Linked DNA regions of Homo sapiens: region 2 is linked to region 1. Evidence: chromatin loops called from intact Hi-C (ENCODE). Cell type or tissue: mammary epithelial cell. All regions are shown on one strand. Each heading gives the region's core, and the rest is flanking DNA. Links, peaks and the distances in the headings are about the cores only.

Region 1 (10,437 bases), core at 2,774-7,773:
GACAAACCAGATGACCAACACAAAGTAAGGGGCTCAGGAGCAGGCATAACGTGGAAGAGAATAGAAAGCTTCATTTGGTTATCATAACCACTCTTTCTTTCTACTCTCAAAGCCACTGGCACGTAATCTGTCAACATATGCAGAAGTTATTTATTTCTCAAATGGACTTATATCCAGATTTGAAAAGAGTTGAGTTTTAGTATAAATAGATCAACAATTCTTGAATGTAGTTCTATTAGAGAACTCCACCAGAAGATATTATTATTTATTCAGCTTTGAGTTAAATGCAGGAAAGGTAGCAGCAAGCTGTCTACACCAGAAACCAGAAATCTTGAGTTCTCTGTGTGATCAGGAGCTTCTTGACCTCATCTATAAAATGAAAGAATGAGCTTGCTGTTTCCAAAGCTTACCTTTAGTCCTAGCATTACATAAGTAAAATATTTAGATATCAGATAACTTGGGTGGTGGCCAATTTTTATGCTGAAAATCTAGCAGAATTATTATAAATACAAGTTTTCTTAATTTAAGAAAAAGGAATCATTGGTATTATTTTGGATCTGCTAATTTAGTAACCTAATTTATGAACCTAACCAATTACTAATGATGACTTTAAGGTTTTTGTAGGATTATGATAATAATGTGAATGAAACTCTACTAGCTCATGGTCTTAAAGTTTTGTATAAACAGTTTTGGCATATCTTATCTATTTTATGATCTACAATAGACAACTTAATCCTATTATGACAAGAAGTAGTTGGCAGCTTGAAATATGCATTTAGGAACCTAAATCAGGAGCTTGGCACTAAAAATCAGGTATGTGAAGAATCAAGTGTAATATGAGGTTCTAAATATAGAAATTTGTTCACTAATAAGGTCTAAAGCTTGGAAATTAGGCCAGCGTTGTGCTTTACAAGCTAAATAGCTACAGTTAAAGCCAAAATTGGGAACTTTGGGCAAACATTTAGATGCTGCTGCTGCTTTGAAGTTTAGAAAAATGATATGAATAACTACAAACGAATGTCACATTGATTTTTATTTGAGTTAATTATCAACTTTTCAACATGTTTTTCTTTTTATATATACAGTATTTTGAGTGAGTAATAGTCTGAATAGTTACAGAACTTTTTTTTCTTAACTTGTAGGTATGGAAGTCTCAGTTTTTAATTAACTATATATATATATTATAATTTTATAAAGAAAATAATTTGCAAGTATTTGGGAGGGTAAGTAAGTGGTAATATTTCTTATTAAAATCTTATTGGTAGAGAATATAGGAAAAATTAGATGTATAGAGAGCAATCTGTTTGCTCTTGGAAGACAAATATTTATGATTTTATTATAAGATGTAAATTTTCATGACTGGAAAATATGAGAATAAAATTATTTATATCAAGATTCTTCAACCAGTAGAGTATAGGATAATCCAGCCTGTGCACCAGGCTTAGAAACCATGTAATACAGTTATATATGCAACATGAAATTTTTAATCAGAAATCTCTGGATTTAAATATCTAGAAGACATTTGCTATTTTCTAGTTATTAACTTTTAAGTATTTATTTTGTATATAGAAAATATGTGCATGCATACATAATTAGGTTTGATCTGTGCCATCTTACTCTGTATTTTCTGTGCGTTCTTGAATGCTTAATACTTGGGCCACATTGCACACCATGGACTTAAGTCCTAGCATTGTTTCACTAAACTTAATAGGACATTCTTAGAGAGAAAAGTGGGCACTTCTGTCCAGACAATGGGAATCATAGTTTTCAAACAACTTAGCAATGGTGTCATTAGGGGGATGTTAACTGCCAAATACCATTTAAGACATACTTTTCATTTGCTCTGAAAAAGTTGCAGTGCTTTGAAAGTCCTTCCAGATTTCTTTAAATGAAATCCAGAATACATTAAATTAGAACCATTCCTTAGAGGACTTGATTACATACTGATTTTTTAGCAAAGTATAAAGATTAAGCCAACTTTGAGACTTGTAAAGAAAGCACTCTTATTTTAAATAATTGTCTAAAGGTGAAAAGAACCACCTAAATGCACCCTCGCGTATCTACTAGATAGACTGGTTTAGGCACTTATTTTATTTCCAAATTGCGTGTCTGTGGTGTATGACCTCAAAGCACCAGCTACCTTGGATTGCTAATAGTCTTCAGGCTGAAACTGGGTGTCATCAGGCAGAGTGCTCTCCACTTTGGAATTTGCTCTCCATTGAGCAAGCCAAACCAGAGTGTGGTGACCCTGGAGCATGGGGCAAGGCCCATTTATTTACTCAGATTCTGCCTTGGGGCTGAATTCATGAATGAGTGATATTTTGTTTGGGACACAGTAGAAGATGATGAAGTCTAATCCATTTTATCAATATGTTCATGATTCTATTTGTGCGTCTGTGTTTTGTTATTTTAGGTGTTAGTTGTTACGACCTGAAGCATGTGCGTATTTTGATCACTATGCTCTTTTGCAAGGGCAGATTTGAAGAGCACATGCTTCCATAAAGTGAGAAAAAGTTTCCTCTTAGGTGGATTCATTCTTTTCTTTCTGTTGAGTGAAATGGTCTGCTTTTCGGGGCTGCAGGTGTTTAATGCCCATATTTTCCTTTTCTATTCTGGTAGATATTTAAAAACCTTTAAAATAAAATTCCATCATAGAATGAAGACTTGCCTGTAATAAACCCTATCCTTAAATTTGCTTTTTAATAATGTGGAATGCTGACTCTGGCACCAGTTCTAAGTTGGTCTTTTTCATAAACTAGTAAAAGAATTGTTTCTGAGGCTGACCTTTTTATAAGAGCATGTTAGCATACATGTTGGTATGTATTTCCACGTACAAATTTGGATTAATTAAGCTTAAAATTTAATTTGCATTTTCAGGAAAGTTTTGAAATTTTGATTTTGAAATAATGTCTCTCTTTGAAAATCTTGATGATTTAAGGTTATTATTTCCATAGCTTTTCCGGGAGAAAAAGTAGTTACTATGACCCACATTTTATGGATGATAGGGAAAGAATTCCCATTCTTTTTGATCAAATGAGTTAGTGGAGGCCACAAAAGCCAGCCCCACTTCTTGCCAGGGTTATAATTCCCAAGGGTGCAGCTTTTAATTCTGACTAAGAACAATGGCCTAAAAATAAATTAGAGCAATACCTAAAATATTATATGTGAATAACTATTTTGGATCTAAATTCCAAGTTCTTTTTACATTAAAAACACAATGCCTAATGGTTCATAGTTGAGGAAGAGGATTAAGCCGCTTTCTCAAATTTGTTTTACTCCTTTGTGGCTTTAAACCAATCCCTTAATAGGATTTAATTGTGACTTTGACAATTAAGCTTTCTATGTAATGAAAGGCCAGTGGTTGTTTTGGAAAAAGATAAGTGTTATAGGGGGTATTACCTTTGGAAGTTTATGAGTCTAAAAGTCAACGTAATAAAACATTGCAGTCTTAGAGGGAGCCTATGTAAATGTGTTGCTACAGTAGTTAAGTATATAAATGACTTTTCTACTTATATAGACTTCTGCACAGCTCTTATTTATAGCATACAAATATATATTTACCAAAGAGAACTTTAAGAATATATCAGGCCTGGGAACTTTTACTTTCATTGTTTAAATAAATAAATAAATATATATATAAATTACATATATTATTTTTTGTTTGGGTTATTGGTTTATAGTTGCTTCTATGCATGTCTATTTGTTTTCTTTTAAAAAGAATTTTGCAATATTTTTGCACCATATATACTTTATATATATAGTTTATATATATAGTTTATATGTATAGTTTATATATATAGTTTATATGTGTATATATATATGTGTGTGTGTGTGTAAAACAAATGACCTTGATTCAGAAAATTATATTAGCACTGTCAGAATTAGCCTTTGGTATATTATTTAAATAGTCTATATTTCCATGAAGAATGGATTTACTACTTGAATAACTTTAAAAATGGAGTCGAAAAACCCAATAATCTCTTCCCCTAAATTCTACAAATAGAAATCCTTATGCTGTCACCATAAATGGCTTTCCCCACCAAGGGCAAGCCTGCTATGTAGAAGAAACGCTACATTATATTTTTAAGAAATTGTTTTAGAAAGAAAATCATTTTGTTTTCTCAATGTCCATGATATGTAACATGCCATTCTGTTTTAAAACCTAACAACATCTCAACCAATCTCAAGATCAGTTATTAAAGCTTGTCCTGTCTGTCATGAGCTAGTGTTACCTCTTGCAATGTGGCTGGACAGCATTCTTATTCTCACTTATAAAGTGAGATAGAATATTCAGTTCCTCCTGAACACTTTTTTCTTTTTTTTTTTTTAATAATAGAGAGTAGGTTGGCAACAATAGGGGAATGTGCATACAGATGTCAATTTGGGTGTTATTTTAATCACCTCCCTTAGGATGAATATAATCCGTTAGAGATTTATGTAGGTGCACGTGTGAGTGTATGAGATTGTATGACATTTTTTACTCAGATCTATTTTATTATGAAAAAAAATCTTGCAAATGTGTAAATTGCATTGAACACTGCCCGGTCCTCTTCCTTCCTCTCCCTTCTTTTCCTACACTCATCAATGACCCAATTTATGAACATGCAAGCTGGTATTCCTTTTGGTCTATATTCTTACTTAGAAAAGAGAGATCAAAAATGCATCAGCATAGACAAACTGCTGTAATCAGTAAAGTTGGAAGCTGACACACTTATAGAGTCCTGCTTGCCAAAAATAGGATTTCATTTGTACTGGAATTTTTTCCCCTGAACCAGTTTTGCCAATGCTGTAGTAAATGACAACTTTGGGAATGCAGGATTGGGAAACACGATGTTTCAGTAGGTGGCGCTTCAACACAGCCCACCTGCTCGAGGGCTTACGTGAGTGCTCAACTTTCTAATACCTGTGGTGCATCAAAGAGGCTTGGCCCAGTTTGTTAACATCGCAGCCAGACTGTTGTCTCAGGCAATAACGACGTCAAATGCAGCTGAAACATCTAGGCGGGAAGGACTGTTACTGTAGGTCACTGGTAATTATTTTCACACACACACACACACGCACACACACACCTTCATACATACCTACACTAGCTCTACTTCTAAAATTAAAAGCCAGAGAGAGCCAGTCTCAAAATGTCAATGATACTGCAATAATTTCAGCTTCTTATTTATTTTTTGTTTGGGTTATTGGTCTATAGTTGCTTATTGTCTGTTTTCTTTTAAAAAGAATTTTGCAATATTTTTGCACCATTAGTTCTTAGTAAACAAAAAGATTTTCTCTTTCAAATAATATTACTATTTAAATAAAATAAAAGAGTATACAGAAATACCAAAAGTTCATTTTTAAAAATTCAGTAAAAGAAACCATCTGCAGTGAGGCTCCCTAACATGCCTGTAAATTGACATAAACCAGGATGATTAAGTGGATGATAAGCCACATGTCATTGACAAACAGGAATAGAGATGCCTGGAGAGAAATGTACTATAAAGGGCTTCACTGCACCAAGAAAGCTCCCTATGGTCCATTGACCTAAAGATATCTGCAAACTTCATCCAAGAGAAGATGAAGAAGGAGACTAGAATACTTTACAATAACTAGAGACTCATCTTTGAAAAGATGAGAAACTGACTAGTATTTTTTTTCCTGATCTGTCAACCAACATTCAGAGTTCAGAATATCACAGGTATTTTAGATTGTTATGTAATTTGCTAATGTTTTATTGAAATCTTCTAAATATACAATAAATAAATTTCCATAGAAAATACTGTATATTAGGAGGGTTCATTCTGCTTTTCTTTGCCTTTCAATCTGCTGCTTTTATATAAATTGAAATACACATTTTCAGAAGAGTTAGTAAATATAACTTGCATTTAAAAAGTATTCTTTAGTATATCATATTGATATGAAAACTTTATATATAAAGTAATGGCATTTGTAATTGGTATAAAAACAACCCAATTAAATGCATGAAATAAAAGAATAAAAATGCTTTCTGTTTCTCCTAGATCATCTGTTGTTTATTCTATAATTCATGGACACCTAAAAAATGAACAGAAAGATACATTTTGGGTTCTTATATAGTTCTAAAAAGCTTTCAGATAATAAAGCATAGTAATATAATTTTTTAAACGATCAGGGATTAAAATATTGAACACAATTTTTTCCTCCTGAAAAAGGCTGATAGAAAAAAAGCATCAGCTGGCTTTCTTCTTTTGTCTATAATTCTTGATGGAATTATAAATTTAGAAGAAATAAACACAAATTGAATTTTTAAATTCCTTTCTCCCCAAAACCACAGTGTGTATCACTGCTATGATGTAAGTTTTAGTTTTTGTTTTTTTTTAAGAAACATATCTTTCCTATATGCATCTATTAGACTTGGATACTTGCTCTCTCTTTCTGCATATTTTAAAGCTTCCCTATGAAGAAGAAGGAAAAGGGCCCTCTAAAATTTCACATCTTTGTTATTAGAATATATTGACATCCCTTGCTTCGTTGACTTTTTATTACAGTCCGGAGGAAAAAAAAAAACAACAAACGATTGTCAGTGTCAGCTCAGCTCTTTGTTGTGATTCCAAGTGAAGATTTTTGGCATTTTCTCTTTGCTTTCAGCTTTGTGGATTTTCTTTTTCACTCTATCTTATTTTCAGTGGAAGTCAGGTTAAAGACAAACTTGAAAGCTTTAGGATTATTATTTTTCCTTTTCCATAGGCTTTGGCCCACAAAATGCCAACATAAAAGATAGCTTTGCATCAGGCTCCCTTGGCCACTGGGTCCTCCGCTGAGGCCCTGGCATCTGTCAGCGAGGAACACTCCAATCTGGGCTCCCTGCTGAGCTGAGATGTGGCTGCCTCCCCCAATAAAGGGCCACACCGCTCCTGAGCCAAAGCATGGGACCATCTGATGCGAGTCTGGCCTAATGAAAGTCCAGCATGGGGCTAAATGAGTTTCTACCACTGCTGGGTGAGGGGCTAATGATAAAACAGCTCCCTGGGCTCACTGCTGCTGTTGGTATCTTTGTCAGGGCATATGGCAGTTGGCTGAATGCCTTACTTGTGAGATTTCCTAGCAGATTTATCCTGAGAATGTGTTATATCTTCCCTTCTCCACCTCCCTTTGGCCTCCTCTTCAGCTCTTCTGTACTCTTGAGGGTCTCCTGATTGTTGGGCCTTAAAGACTCTCTTTTTATTTTGTAAAATTGTGAATTAAAAAAAAAAACTTGGATGGCAAAACAGAAAAATGGAAGAGATAATGATATTGACTTACATCCAGTGGGTGGTTTTATTTCCTTTGGAACATTATAAGCTAAAAGCATAAATTTCACAAGCCAGAGAAACAATCAGCTTGAAACTTGTTGAATACAGTAATGCTACTCAAAATTTTCTTTATCATGTGCTCTTTCCTTCTTTCTTTCTTCCAATGTACAATCCATCACTTCTATAATGTATTTAGGAATTTATAATAAATGATAAATAAGTGATTTCAAAACTTTTTCATTACCAACATTTTCCAGTTGATTTAATTAAATACTATACAGAAAAAAAAGTTTCTTTGGTTTACTCACTATCCTTGTCCTTAGTATCCTGAGAGAAGACACATTTTGGGAGATTCTAATTTATGGGTGCATTGCATAGGCCAGTTTTTTTTTTTTTTTTGGATATGTTTTGGTTTGATGTATGTAGATTTAGAGCACAATTTGAATTGCTATGGGAAAGTGCCTACAATAAAAACTAAAGCAATCTTCCAAATCCTAGAAACATTTCAAAAATGTATGTCCTACTCTTTTTACATTTATAAGTTCCTTAAAAATAAATAAATACTTCGATGCCAATTCTGATATTTTAATATTGCCAGCATATTATTGTATCTGAATTTGGTTTGTTTGATTCTGTGATTTGTTTTTAGATACATTCTTATTGCTCTTGTTAGTTTACAAGTAGATTAAAATTGATGATAAAAGGGCACGATCATGAAAGCTTTATATAATGGTATATTTTATTCTTTATATTGGAAAGTCACACATCTAAGAGCAGCAGGGTTATGCAGGAAGGTCCTAAAACTTAGATATTTTTAAATGTAAAGGTCATGATTTCGGCTCTTTTTGCTAAGGTGCCTCTTTCTCTGTCACTGTCATTCAACTTACGTTTCTGTCAGAAATCTCCAGGACTTAAATACAATGTGAAATTTGCACAGCTGCAAGAAATAGCCCATTCTAATCTAAATATAAGTGATCCTTTCATAAACTTGTTCTGAAGAATTCTAAATGAAATCTCTTAAAAATCACATGTTTCTTACTGAATGAACCCATTTGCGTGGAGAGGTTCCACATGGGCCCCAGGTGGTCCCCCGTGTCGGCCACGCGGTCAGTGATATGATCTAAATGAGATTGTTTTCTTGTAAATCGCATGCTGCAGAAATACCATCACGTTCCACATGCGGTATGCCCCATTTTAATTTATTCCCATGACAAAAACTCCATTAATATAATTTTGGAACAAAGTGAAAATGATAGGAATTTTCTGTGTCACAGAGAAACTAAGCCTGCTTTTTTCTTAAGGAAATACTGCTTTAAAAATGCAAGAAAATCCAGTTGCTAATTTAAAGAAATTCTTCTTAGTGCAAACATTATTCACAAAGTATTTTCAAATCTGCAGTATTGAAATAAATTATAATATTTTCCCCATATTTTTATATGTTACTTTGTAAGCTGTCTTCACATTTTTAAAATCTGTATCTGTTGGCGTTCCCTAATAAACATATTAAAATATTTTTATATGCTAGTATTTTTGAGGCTTGCCGTGAACCAAAACTACACCTCTCATTTGGCAATTGCAAGTGTACATTATTACAGGATTCCCTACTTCCAGACAAATATGAGAGAATATGGAATAATGAAAGAATTATGTACTAAAAAGTCAAGAAGCCTGAATTATCACAATTCTGTCACTTCATAGGAACATAGCCCTTTCGATTAAAAATTATAATAGCCACACATTTGCTGATCCATCGTGTGTCAGATACTTTATCCCCCCTCCATGATTTTCTTTTATTCGCATAGAGTCACTGAGGTTTAGAGAACTTTAGAAACACATCCGGAGTGTCACAGATAGTAGGAGACACAACAGAGCTTCAAAACTTCATCACTTCAGACATTGAAATCATCAAAATGTATTCTCATTCCACCTTCAAACTTTTTTTACTCTCTCAGAACCACAATTGTGGACTAGGAAAATTTGAGATCTAAACTAGAAAGTTTTGGCTTTTATCTCAGCTATAAAATTCTGCTGTAATTGGCAACATAATGCAGTGAGTGGTGCTGTCATTGGATGAAAGAGTAACTCAAGTCATGGGATGGAACTAAGCCATGTAGAGAGTGTAAGAGTGAGATTAGCAATGAACCACTAAATCACTGGAATCTTGGTAGTGTAATCATTAGTACTGACTACTTGTAGAGTATTTGGGAACTTGTTAGCTACTGATGCTCTTTGAATTTGCCTGTCTAGGAGAAGTAAAAAGAAAAAAGAAAGAAAGGAGAACAAATGAAAGAAAAGGAATAAAAAGAAAAGAAAAGGAAAGGAAAGAATAGAAGATAGAAAACCCCAGTGTTCGTTAATATAGACCTGCTTCTCCTGATTTAATCATACCCTTCCAAAATATTGGCTTCACAAATAAAAAAGCTTCTATTCTATAATTACAGAAAACATCAGTAGATTTGAAAGGAGACATGGATTTTCTTTTAGTGAAATCATGTTTTTATGTCCACCTACTAATCAACTAGGTTCCCAAAACAACTTTGTGCAAAGCTGCTAAACAAAAAATTACAGAGGCTATCTGTAATCTTCTTTCCTCTTGCCAAGCTACTTCTTGATAACTTATGGAACCATGCAATTGCCCCATTAGATAATTGGTGTGTTTTTAGTGTGTATTGGCTATCAATATGGAGAACTGAAATATGGGTTAGTATTCTGTTAAACTGGAAGAAAAAACAAGTTCATACATGTCTTCTATCTCTAATTCATAATATAAATGAATACATATATTTAAGAAAATATTTATTAAATATTTTAAATAAGTATTTAATAAGGTAAATATCTGAATAGCTTGGCAAGGTCTTTTATACATAAACCATATAGCTAATATAATACATATTAATAATAATATAATACATAAAATTATATATGTTGAGTTGGGATTAATTTTAGTATTTATCTTTCAGTATCTAAAGAGGTACTTTTCCCTCAAAGTAATTTTGTATTCATAATATTTATTTCATAAATAAATAAATGGACAAATAAAATAGATTTTAATTATATGTGTGCGCATATATATATATGTATATATACTTGGAATTCTAAAGAAACAATTTCATGATTGTTGGTATCCAGTAAATTGTACACACACTAGTTTTTAAGTTTTTAATTTTCCAGCATTCCTGCA
Region 2 (10,437 bases), core at 2,261-7,260, 600 kb after region 1:
TTCGCTATCTTGGGAGGCTGAGAATTCTTAAAACTGTAAAGTCATGACTCATTTTATCAGTCCTTTCTTCAGTTTCTCTCTCTTCTCTCACATTTTGCTATAAGCCTCAAGAAGAAACCAGGCAGCACTTGAGATTCTGTGGTCAGGGATCTCTCTAGCTAGATCATCTGGTTTATTAGGCACATTTTCTACTTTTCACATAACTGCAAACAGCAGTGTTGCTAAACACTCTGACACTCCATAAAAAGATTTCCCCTCTTCCGTTTCCCATTGAGATTTTCCTCACTTTCTTACAAGCCCTCACGCCATTTCTTGAAGACCATAAGGTTTCTAGACATATCTTCTTCAAGTACTAGAAGCCTAACACTCTCCTCAAAACCCACTGTGCAGCTTCAATGTCACCCTCATGTTTCAGGTTCTGTTATGGTAACACTCCACCTCCAGGTACCAAAATCTGCATTAGTAATTTATCACTTTATAACACATTTCTCCAAAAACTAGACAGTTAAAACAACAAATGTTTACTATCTTACACAATTTCTGGAGGTCAGAAATTCAAAAGCCACTTAGCTGTGTTTTCCTGGCTCAGGGTCTCTCATGAATCTGCAATCAAGCTATTAGCTGGGTGGGAAGCCAGGTCAGGGGTCAAATGAGGCGGCAGAATCTGTTTCCTGGCTGAGACACGTGTTTGTTGGAAGGCCTCAGTTTGTGGTTTACTATTGGCTAGAGGCTTTGGTTCCTTATCACGTGGGCCTCTCTACAGTTTACTCACAGGATGACAGCTTACTACTCCACAGCAAAAGATGAAATAGGTCGAATAGAAGGCTCTACACATATCCACAAAAAAGGGCTAACACATTTTCTGAGATGGGAAAGATAGGGTAAGTAATGAACAGGGTTTTGAGAGGCAAAATTTAAGCACCCCAATTGGACGTGTTAAATTTGAGGTGTTTTTGAGATACTCAAATGAAGTGGTAAGTAGGAATGAGACACAAGGTTCTAGGAGGAAAGATCAGAGCCTTTGGCTATCACCAGCAAGAATTAGGTGTTGGAAATTAATGAAATCACTCTGTAAGACACCTCTAAGCACATTTGTATGCATTATATTATTTATTTGTTTGTCTGTGTTACATTATTTAATCCCCACAAAAACCCAATGATGTATATGCTTTAGTGTCATAATTATTTCATACATAAGTATGGAGGCTTACAGACCTTAAGGCATTTGCCCAAGGTTACAGTACGTGGTAGAAACTAGAGTTGACTCTCTGTGATTCAGCTCTTACTCAGTGTGACTGGTCTTTCATGTAGTCATTTATTGCCTTCCTAGAACATACATTCACAGGGTAACAGGTTTTTTGTGGTTTTTTTTTCACTTACTTGACCCCCCTATATTTTCTATGACTAGGTCATAAAAAGTCCCCTTGTGAAAACAATTAAAGGTTAAATCAGTGGATGTATATGGCCCTTTGGAAACAAATAGAAAGGGCTAGATGGTAAAATCTTATTAAATCTTATGTCATTTCCCTTTGTACCATTTTCCAAAAAGGATCAAACAGAGCAAGCATGCTTTACAAAGAGAATGAACTCCTTCACCAAGCCAACTATGTGCAAATCTTCTCAAGTATTTGAGAAGCATCAATTCTTAGTGAACTAACTAAAATGTATCTCTTCATTAAGGAAGATTTTATCACAAACTTTACTATGTAATAATTATTTCATGCAGCTTTAGTCATAGTTCTGCTTTTATATAAAAGTAATTCTTTTGTTATATAAAAATTTACTTTGGAATACTTTGCAGCCTGAACTTTCCACCAGATCCTATCAATCTAAATAAGTGATGGTTGACTGTAACTGGGGAATACAAAGAAAACAATTTGGCAAAAATTACCAGTAAATATTGTTGATCAACCAGAAATTAAGATAGTAATGTTCTACTTATTCATGTAACATTCAAACAAAATTCAAAAGATTCCTGGCTATCACTGAAGAAGTTAAATATTGTTTTCCAAAATTACCTGTCTAGATTTCTCCAGCCTGGATCACCTTTTCTAACAGCAATATGAAGAAATGACACGGAGAGTGCAAGATTGTTCCAGAGGCTTCTTTCTTCAAAAGAGACAAAACAATCCCTCCAAATGTTTTGTCATTTTCCCATAAATAGCTATAAATCCTATTTTTGTTTCCTTAACTCTCTTTTGGACAAGCAGCAAAAGTCATCAAAGAACAGATTAAGTTCTACAAACTGGGTGGTTGCTATTTTTCATTTTATCTACTATTGAATATTTCACTTGGATATTAATATTCATACTCATGATCTTCTTGCTTGTGGTAATGGCTAGTATAGGGGAGAAGGAAAAAAATAAAGGACATAATTCTAGCAAATATTCACTGACTACCTCTAATGTGCCAGGTATTAATCTAAGGACTTTATATGCACCAATCCACAGAATCCTCACATTAACCTTTCAGGTAGATACTATTATTGTCTCCATTTTACAAGCAAGGAAATGGCAAAAGCAAGGGGACCTCAGGCCTAGAGAGCTGACCTCCAGAGCACTGTACCTAACCCCTATATTAATGAGTTCTGAGTTTCATATTCTGATTATATTTTAGATAATTTGAACCAACTCTATTCAAAAACAATGGTTTGTGTGCAAACATACAGGAAATCATTCCCACACTGCAATTACTTATTTAGAAATAAAAATAACCTAACCCTATATGGAAAATTATCTCTTTGTTGGAATTCCTATCAAATTTATTAAGCCTCAGTAAATATCAAAACAGCAATATTAAAATTGTCTTTGAATTCAATGTCAATTCTTTAATTTTCTTGTTAAAACTAAAAACATGCATGAACCATGCTACTAAGCAATGTAAACAACATATTTCAGTAAAATATTGTATAACAATATATGAGATTCTGAATTTCTATGTAGAAATGCTCTCCTTTGTCATTTAAACTTTTTTATTTTTTCATTTAAATATGTTAATTTTCTCTCCATTTTCAAAAAAATCACACATTTAAGTACACAGGTAATAGGAAATTTTATACTTAGCAATCCAATATATATCAAGGATACACATGTGGTATAATTAATAACTACTACAATGATTGAAAATGTGTATACATGATTGAAATAAAAATCCAAAGTTTATATCACAGGCAAGACTAGATTTTTTCCTTTGAAGGGTGAAACCTTATGAAATAATTCTCGTTAAATATAGCCTCTGTGTTATATGGTTAACAACACTCATACAGTAACTTAGATTGAAGAGTTAATCTGATAAGCATCAAGCTAAAGAATAAATTGCAATAAAGCCTTGGAAAAACTTAAATAGTTGCATTCCCACCAGATGAAAGGAAGTATGTTTACCCAAATCCATAAGAATGTTCAGGACACTTATGCCCATGGGCATTTTTCATTCCTAGATGTTTGGAGTCTGGCCTGGAGAAGGAAAAGGAAAAGTTCTAATTGTCAATAGCTTTTGATAAGAGGTTAACCGAAAGAAAGTTTGTCTAAAATAGAGTGTTATTGACTGGAGAAAGTCTCAGGACAAGGTAAGAATTGCAAACTTCAGGACTTTTTTCTAAGTTCTAAAAACCTCCAGCAATGCCTTAATTTAAAACAGCTACAAGCAATTTGATAATATGTATCAGAATTAAAGCTGCGTAGATAAAGCTGGAATTTGCTTCTTCCACGGAGAGGAAAATATGGAGTTCCTTCACACTTCCAATAGATCTTTTGAGAGAGAACACTGAAATGTAATAGAGAGGAGACAGTAGACACTGTGGTTGAAAAAGGAGGAAGCAGCACTGCCTGCTTGGTGCTGCCTGGCATCAGGACCAGACCCCAGACCCAGACTGGACCCAATAAAGGAGCAAGTGAAGGAACCTCAGGATACCACATTCCTGCCACAGACTCCTGAGATCCTAGTTACAGGTGTTCCCACAACCTGCAGACCTTTGGACTGGCAGAGGGAATTACCTGGAGAATATGTAGAGGTATTACTTGAACCCCTGAGAACCCAAAAGGCTTCAGGGTGCGAGGCAACTGCAGCAAAAGGTGAGTCTGGGCACCTACTCTCCAAGGCTCTGCATCCTGCCCTGGGTGACTGCAGCTCTTGCTGTCTGTCCAGCTGGGAGAGAGTGGGGACTGGGATGATCACCCACCCAAGACAGGCCTGGCTGCCATTGCAGTGGGACCTAGGTGCATCTGAACTGCATGCCCCCATGCCTGCCAGGCCCTCACCAGACTGCCTGTCTGGTCATTCCCAGAGGAGGAGAGGTATGCGGTCCCCATGGCATAGCCTCCATCACACTGCCTGGGTGGTTTGTTGGCAGCCTGGGAGGAATTTACTCTCCAAATCACAGCCAATGTTTGACCCTGAGGAGCCAAAGGACAAACTACTGGCACAGTCCCAGTTTCCCAGGACCCAATCACACCACCTGTGGGTATGGGGAAGAGATTTGTGAACTGTCTCCAGGTGGGGAGGAGCTCCCACTGACAAAGCACAGTGAAGAGTGTGTAGTGGTGCTCCCTTCACAAAACTGGACTAGGAAGGATGTGGCCTGAAAGCTGCAGTTTCTGCCACAGGAAGCCTTGAGGTCTGGGATGCTTGGGACGGTGTGGTGATCTGGGTGCAGACGGCTTGGAACTAGCCTAACAAGTCAGGCCTGTTGCCAGTGACAGAGACCCACCTGCGCAGAGGTGTCAGAGCAGAGCTGAACAGGCCCTATGGCCCCTACCTTCTGAGCTGAAAACCATGGCCACCCCTCTTTCCATGACAGGTGCAGAAGGAGTGCCTCAATCCCTCCCTGGAGGGTTGTCCCAGTGACCTGAGGACTTCCCCGACAACCCCTCAAGGGTGCAGCACTCAGAGAGCCTGGTAATGGGCTTGCACAATCCAGCTCCACCTAGCTAGCCCTGCCTAGCTTTGCCCCCTCCAGCTCCTTGGCAGCAGAGTGCAGAACGAGAACCCTGAGAGCCCCATGTCTCGTCCATTGCCAGGGACACCCTGGTATTGCTCTCATCAACAAAGGCCAAGTAAAAATCCCAGTCATCACCGCAACTGCATCTCACCTACAGGCCCCACTTAATGGCATGGATGCCAAACTGCATGACTCACCACAACTTCTGCTGACATCACTGTACAGCGCTCAGCCAGCTCTTACCTGCAAGTGCCACCTCCTGGCCTGAAGGTTGAACTGCCCAACCAAATTTAATTTCTGCTGACAGAAGTGAACACCGCTGGGGAATGAGATAAGTCTCTTGAGACCTCCACCTACCCACTGCTATAGGAGACAGTAAGCCTGACCACACATACTTGAGAAAACCACTGTACTAAGGATGTCTATAACCAAGGAATTCATACAGTGCCTTAGCCTGCTAAAAGCACATAGAAGCAAAACCAAAAGACCCTATGCAACAGATGGAGCAGTAATAGCCTCAAGAGGAGAAGAAAAAAAATCCCACCCAAATGTAAGTAAATCCAAAAGTAAGAACTGACATATAGAGAAGGAACCAGAACAAGAACTCCAGCACCATGAAGAAACGAAATGTTGTGGCATCCCCAAAGTGCCACTCTAGCTCTCTAGCAATGGATCCTAACCAAAATGAAAACGTTGAAATGACAGGCAAAAAATTCAAGATACAAATTGCAAAGAAGTTCAGTAAAATCCTAGAGAAAGTTAAAAAGTAATACAAAGGAACACCAAAATAAACCAGGAATTGAAAGACAAGCTGGATATGTTTTTTAAAAAACACAACACAATTTCTGGAAATGAAAAATTTACTGAAGGAATTTCAAAACACAGTTGAAAGCTTTAATAATAGATTATACCAACCAGAAAAAAGAATTTCAGAGCTTGAAGAACAGTCTTTCTAATTAACCCAGACAGATAAAATAAAGAAAAAAGAATGTCGAAAGAAAAACAAAGCTTTTAAGAAATATGAGATTATTGAGAGCAACCAAATGTGACTTATAGGCATTCCTGAGGAAAAGAAGAAAAAGAAACCAACTTGGAAAACATGTTTGAGATAATAATTCAGAAAAATTTCCCTGATTGTACTACAGATGTAGACACCCAGAAACAAGAAATTCAGAGAATACTTTAAGACACTATACAAAATGAACATCACCAAGGCATATAGACATCAGGCTATCCAAGGTCAAAATAAAAGAGCAAATCTTAAAGGCAGCTAGACATAAGTGTCAAATAATCTATAAAGAGAATCTCACAAGACCAACAGTGAACTTCTCAGCAGAAACCTTACAAGCCAGAAAAGGATGGGGGCCTATTTTTAGCCTTGTTAAGGAGAAAAACTGCCGGCCAAGAATTTTACATCCCACCAAACTAACCTTCATAAATAAGGAGAAATAAACTTTTTCTCAGACAAGCAAAAGATGATAGAATTCATCACCACTAGACCAGCTCTGTAAGAAATGCTCAAAGGAGTTTTAAACAAAAAAATGAAACGATGATACTCACCATGAAGAAAAAGCACATGTAAATAGACATATCACAAATCCTATAAAACAGTTACAAAATTGAGACTCCAAGGAAACTCACTAACAATACTGTGAAAGAAACAAAGTCTCACATATCAATATTCATGTTGAACATAAATAGTCCAAAAACTGCACTTAAAAGATGCAGGCTAGCAAATTGGATCAAAAAACAAGATCCAACCATCTACTGCCTACAACAGACATTTACAAATTCAAAGTAAAGAGGTGGAAAAAGATACATCACACAAATGGAAAACAAAAGCAAGCAGAAATAGCTATTTTTACATCAGATAAAAACAGACTTTAAACCAACAACAGTTAAAAAAAAAAGATAAAGAAGGGCATTATATAGTGATAAAGGGTTCAATATGATAAGATTTAAATATCTTAAATATATATGCACCCAACAACAATCACTGAAATTCATAAAACAAATACTACTAGACCTAAGAAAAGAGATTGGCACTGAAGCACTAGTAGGGGACTTTAACACTCCACTTCACAGTGTGCAACAAAAAGTCAACAAGGAAACTCTGGACTTCAACTGGACTCTAGACCTAGTAGACATTTACTGAACATTCTAACCAACAACTCCAGAATACACACTTTTCTCATCTGCATGTGGAACATTCTCCAAATTAATCATATGCTTAGCCATAAAACAATGCTCATTAAATTTTAAAAAAATATCAAAAGCATCTCCAGTATCTTCCCAGGCCATAGTAGAGTAAAATTAGAAATCAATACTAAGAGGAACTGTCAAAATTTACACAAAGCTTGAGGTGATGGATATCCCATTTACCCTGTTGTGGTTATTACACATTGCATGCCTGTATCAAAATATCTCACATACTCTATAAACATATACACCTACTATGTACACATAAAGCTTTAAAAACTAAAAAAAATCTATAGAAGTGCGTGGAAACTAATAACTTGACTTCATTTTACCAATTTTGCTGGAGAGGTTGACATGCAAATTCAATAAACTCAGAGAACCCTTGTGAGATACTACGTAAGATGACCATCCTCAAGACACATTGTCATCAGATTCTCCAAGATCAATATGAAAGGAAAAGATCTTTAAAGCAGCCAGAGAGAAGGGACAGGTTATTTACAAAGAGAACCCAATCAGGCAAACAGTAGACCTTTCAGCAGAAACCTTACAAGCCAGAAGAGATCTGGGGGCCCATTTATAGCATCCTTACAGAGAATAAATTCCAGAAAAGAATTATAGCCCACCAAACACTCTTAAGCAAAGAAGTAAATTGCTTTTCAGGCAATCGAACATTAAGGGAATTTCTTGCCGCTAGACCTGCCTTATGAGAGATCCTAAAGGGAGTGCTAAACATGGAAATGGAAGAATGATATTTGCCACCAAAAATACCACACTAAAATACATAGCTCATTGACGCTATAATGCAACTATACAATCAAGTTTATGCAACGTAAGCTAACAACATGATGGAAGTACAGGATATTTGAAACATAAATGAGAATAAGGAAATCACATGTGAATTTTAGCAACCTAAAGCATTCATTTGTTCATTCATTTACAATTTCATTGTCTGTCTACCATTTGACAATGCAATGGGTACTAAGCAAAGATGGAATATAAACTTGAGAAAAATAAGCCGACCGAAACTGGCCCTGAGGAGAATTTCAAAAGGTCCTGGATGACTCTAATGTTATAATTTCTCTTAACTTCAGGAAGGCAATCATTACATGGGGCATCCACCCTATAAAAAAATAAGTCAACACTGGATGCAATAGTATGCCTTAGTTCTGTATCTCTGACCTTATTGTATTTCTGCTTTATCATTTCTCCCTGGTTTTACATACCTAATTTTAAGCTTTCACCACTCATTTCATAAAAAGAAAATATATTCCAAAATGTACTACATATTTTTGACTGTCCGTCAAACTTTAGTTTCCACTTCTTAATTAATGTTTCTCTAGGACATTGAATGAGGTTTTATTCCAATTTACGTAATTATGAAGGGCTACCCATTAATTTATTATACAGTCTTCTGTTTTCCCATCAACCCTCACATTTCCTCAGACTTTACATACTTGGGCAGGTGTATTTGAATAAACTCAAATGAAGGTATTAAAGCAAAATTAGCATGTAAAATGCACTGTAATGCATTCTTTTGGTTTCAACTCCATATATGATAATCCCATTTGATGTAAAACCACAGACTCAAATTTGTCTTTAACATTTTTGTGACATAAGAAAGGCAGGTATCATTCCTGTTATTTTATAGATATAAATACTGAACTCCAGAGGGGTGAGTTTGCTTGAGATCACACAATTGGAACATAATGTAGCAGGATTCCCAATCAAGTAGAGTATGCTATTTTAAAACTTGGTAATTTTTTTTTTCATGTTCTCATTACATGGCAGAAAGTCCATTTGTCTGGTTTACATTTTTGGAAACAATAGGCTTTAATGTCTTCAATTATTTTATCTAAAAAATAATTGAACAATTGCTTTCTTATTTTCCTTGTGAGTTCACATCCGTCTCAGATCTAGAAATATTAGGGCAGCCTCCTAAGACCAAATATTCCCTTCTAGGAACCAAATCTGTAGTGCCTCTGCTGTCTTAGCCACACAAGGTGGTATACTGAGAATGAATAAAGATGAAACAATAATACTCATCCAGCCCAATAGGTCACACAAGAGCTAAAATTCACAACTCATCTGTATACATGTTTCATTTTAAAATTAACTCATTAACTCAATTTATGTAATATTCTAAATGTTTTGTTATCATTTCAACAATGTTCACAGAATCTTCATCGGGAGTAGATTCGATCTCAAGAAACTATTCTTTGCTCATTCCTAAGAAGCAACTCCTTATCCATTCAAGTTTGACCATGAGATTGCAGCAATTCAGCAACTTTGATTATTTTATTTTATTTTTTTGGTGGAGTTTTGCTCTTGTTGCCCAGGCTGGAGTGCTGTGGCACGATCTCGGCCCACTGCAACCTCCGCTTCCCGGGTTCAAGCGATTCTCCTGCCTCAGCCTCCTGAGTAGCTGGGATTATGGGCATGCACCACCACGCCCAGCTAATTTTTTGTATTTTTAGTAGAGACGGGGTTTCATCATATTGGCCAGGCTGGTCTTGAACTGCTGACCTCAGGTGATCCACCTGCCTTGGCCTCCCAAAGTGCAGGGACTACAGGCGTGAGCCACCGCGCCAGGCTGATGATTCCAATTTTGAAAGAAGTTGTACTGTGGGTAAAATGCAGTAAAATAGCACCATATGCTACAGAAAAATCTTTTGTGAAAAGAAGAGTCATTTAACGTGGCAAGTGATTGTTGCCTTATCTTAAGAAATTGCCACAGCCACCTCAGCCTTTGCAACCACCACTGTGATCAGTCAGCAGCTGTAACCTTGAGACAACCCTACACTAGCAAAAAGATGACCACTTGCTGAAGGCTCAGATGATCATTAGCATTGTTTAGTAATAAAGTATTTTTAAATTTTAAAAAATTAACTCATTACTAAAATAACAAAGCCAATAATAGCGTGTTCTAGTTACACTATATGTCTCATAAGTGCATAAAGATATAAAATAAAGCAAAATTTAAGGAAGTGTAAAAAGCACCTTATCTCATCAAGTCCACTGCTGCTGTGCTGTTGCTGACACGTCCTTGACTTTTTTCTCTACTCTTAGAATTCTCTACATTTTCTTTTACCTACACTACCTCCAGGTGTTGATCTGGCCTAGACTGTCTGAACTCTTCTGGCGAACTCTTCAAATCAGCAAAGCTTCCTCCTGCTGCCTGAACTACATTAATGATAGACTACGAGATTTCTTCCTGTTTTTACTCAACCCTCACCATATAGCTAGGCTCAAAAAGAAAAGCCTCCAACTACTTTTCTGTAACTTTTTTTAATTCATTACCTCTT

The links. A loop is a pair of places that touch in the nucleus more often than their neighbours do. Peaks named below come from ENCODE experiments on the same cell type or tissue, not always from the same donor. Only the 100,000 strongest peaks of a DNase experiment are listed, where the experiment ranks them.
Region 2: it touches region 1 in a loop (24-fold over the local background); 4 of 110 quality-filtered maps call a loop at or near these places.

Annotation. Positions count from the first base shown.
Region 1 is chr6:9,246,115-9,256,551 of GRCh38, forward strand. No RefSeq gene overlaps it. Among named protein-coding and RNA genes, the nearest start is that of HULC, 600 kb to the left of the region's middle. In mammary epithelial cell, for the core only: a CTCF peak has its summit at 4,842 (motif pointing right); a DNase peak (open chromatin) is centred at 4,887.
Region 2 is chr6:9,847,018-9,857,454 of GRCh38, forward strand. It overlaps the pseudogene OFCC1. Among named protein-coding and RNA genes, the nearest start is that of TFAP2A-AS2, 550 kb to the right of the region's middle. In mammary epithelial cell, for the core only: a CTCF peak has its summit at 5,197 (motif pointing left); a DNase peak (open chromatin) is centred at 5,124; H3K27ac peaks cover 618 bases.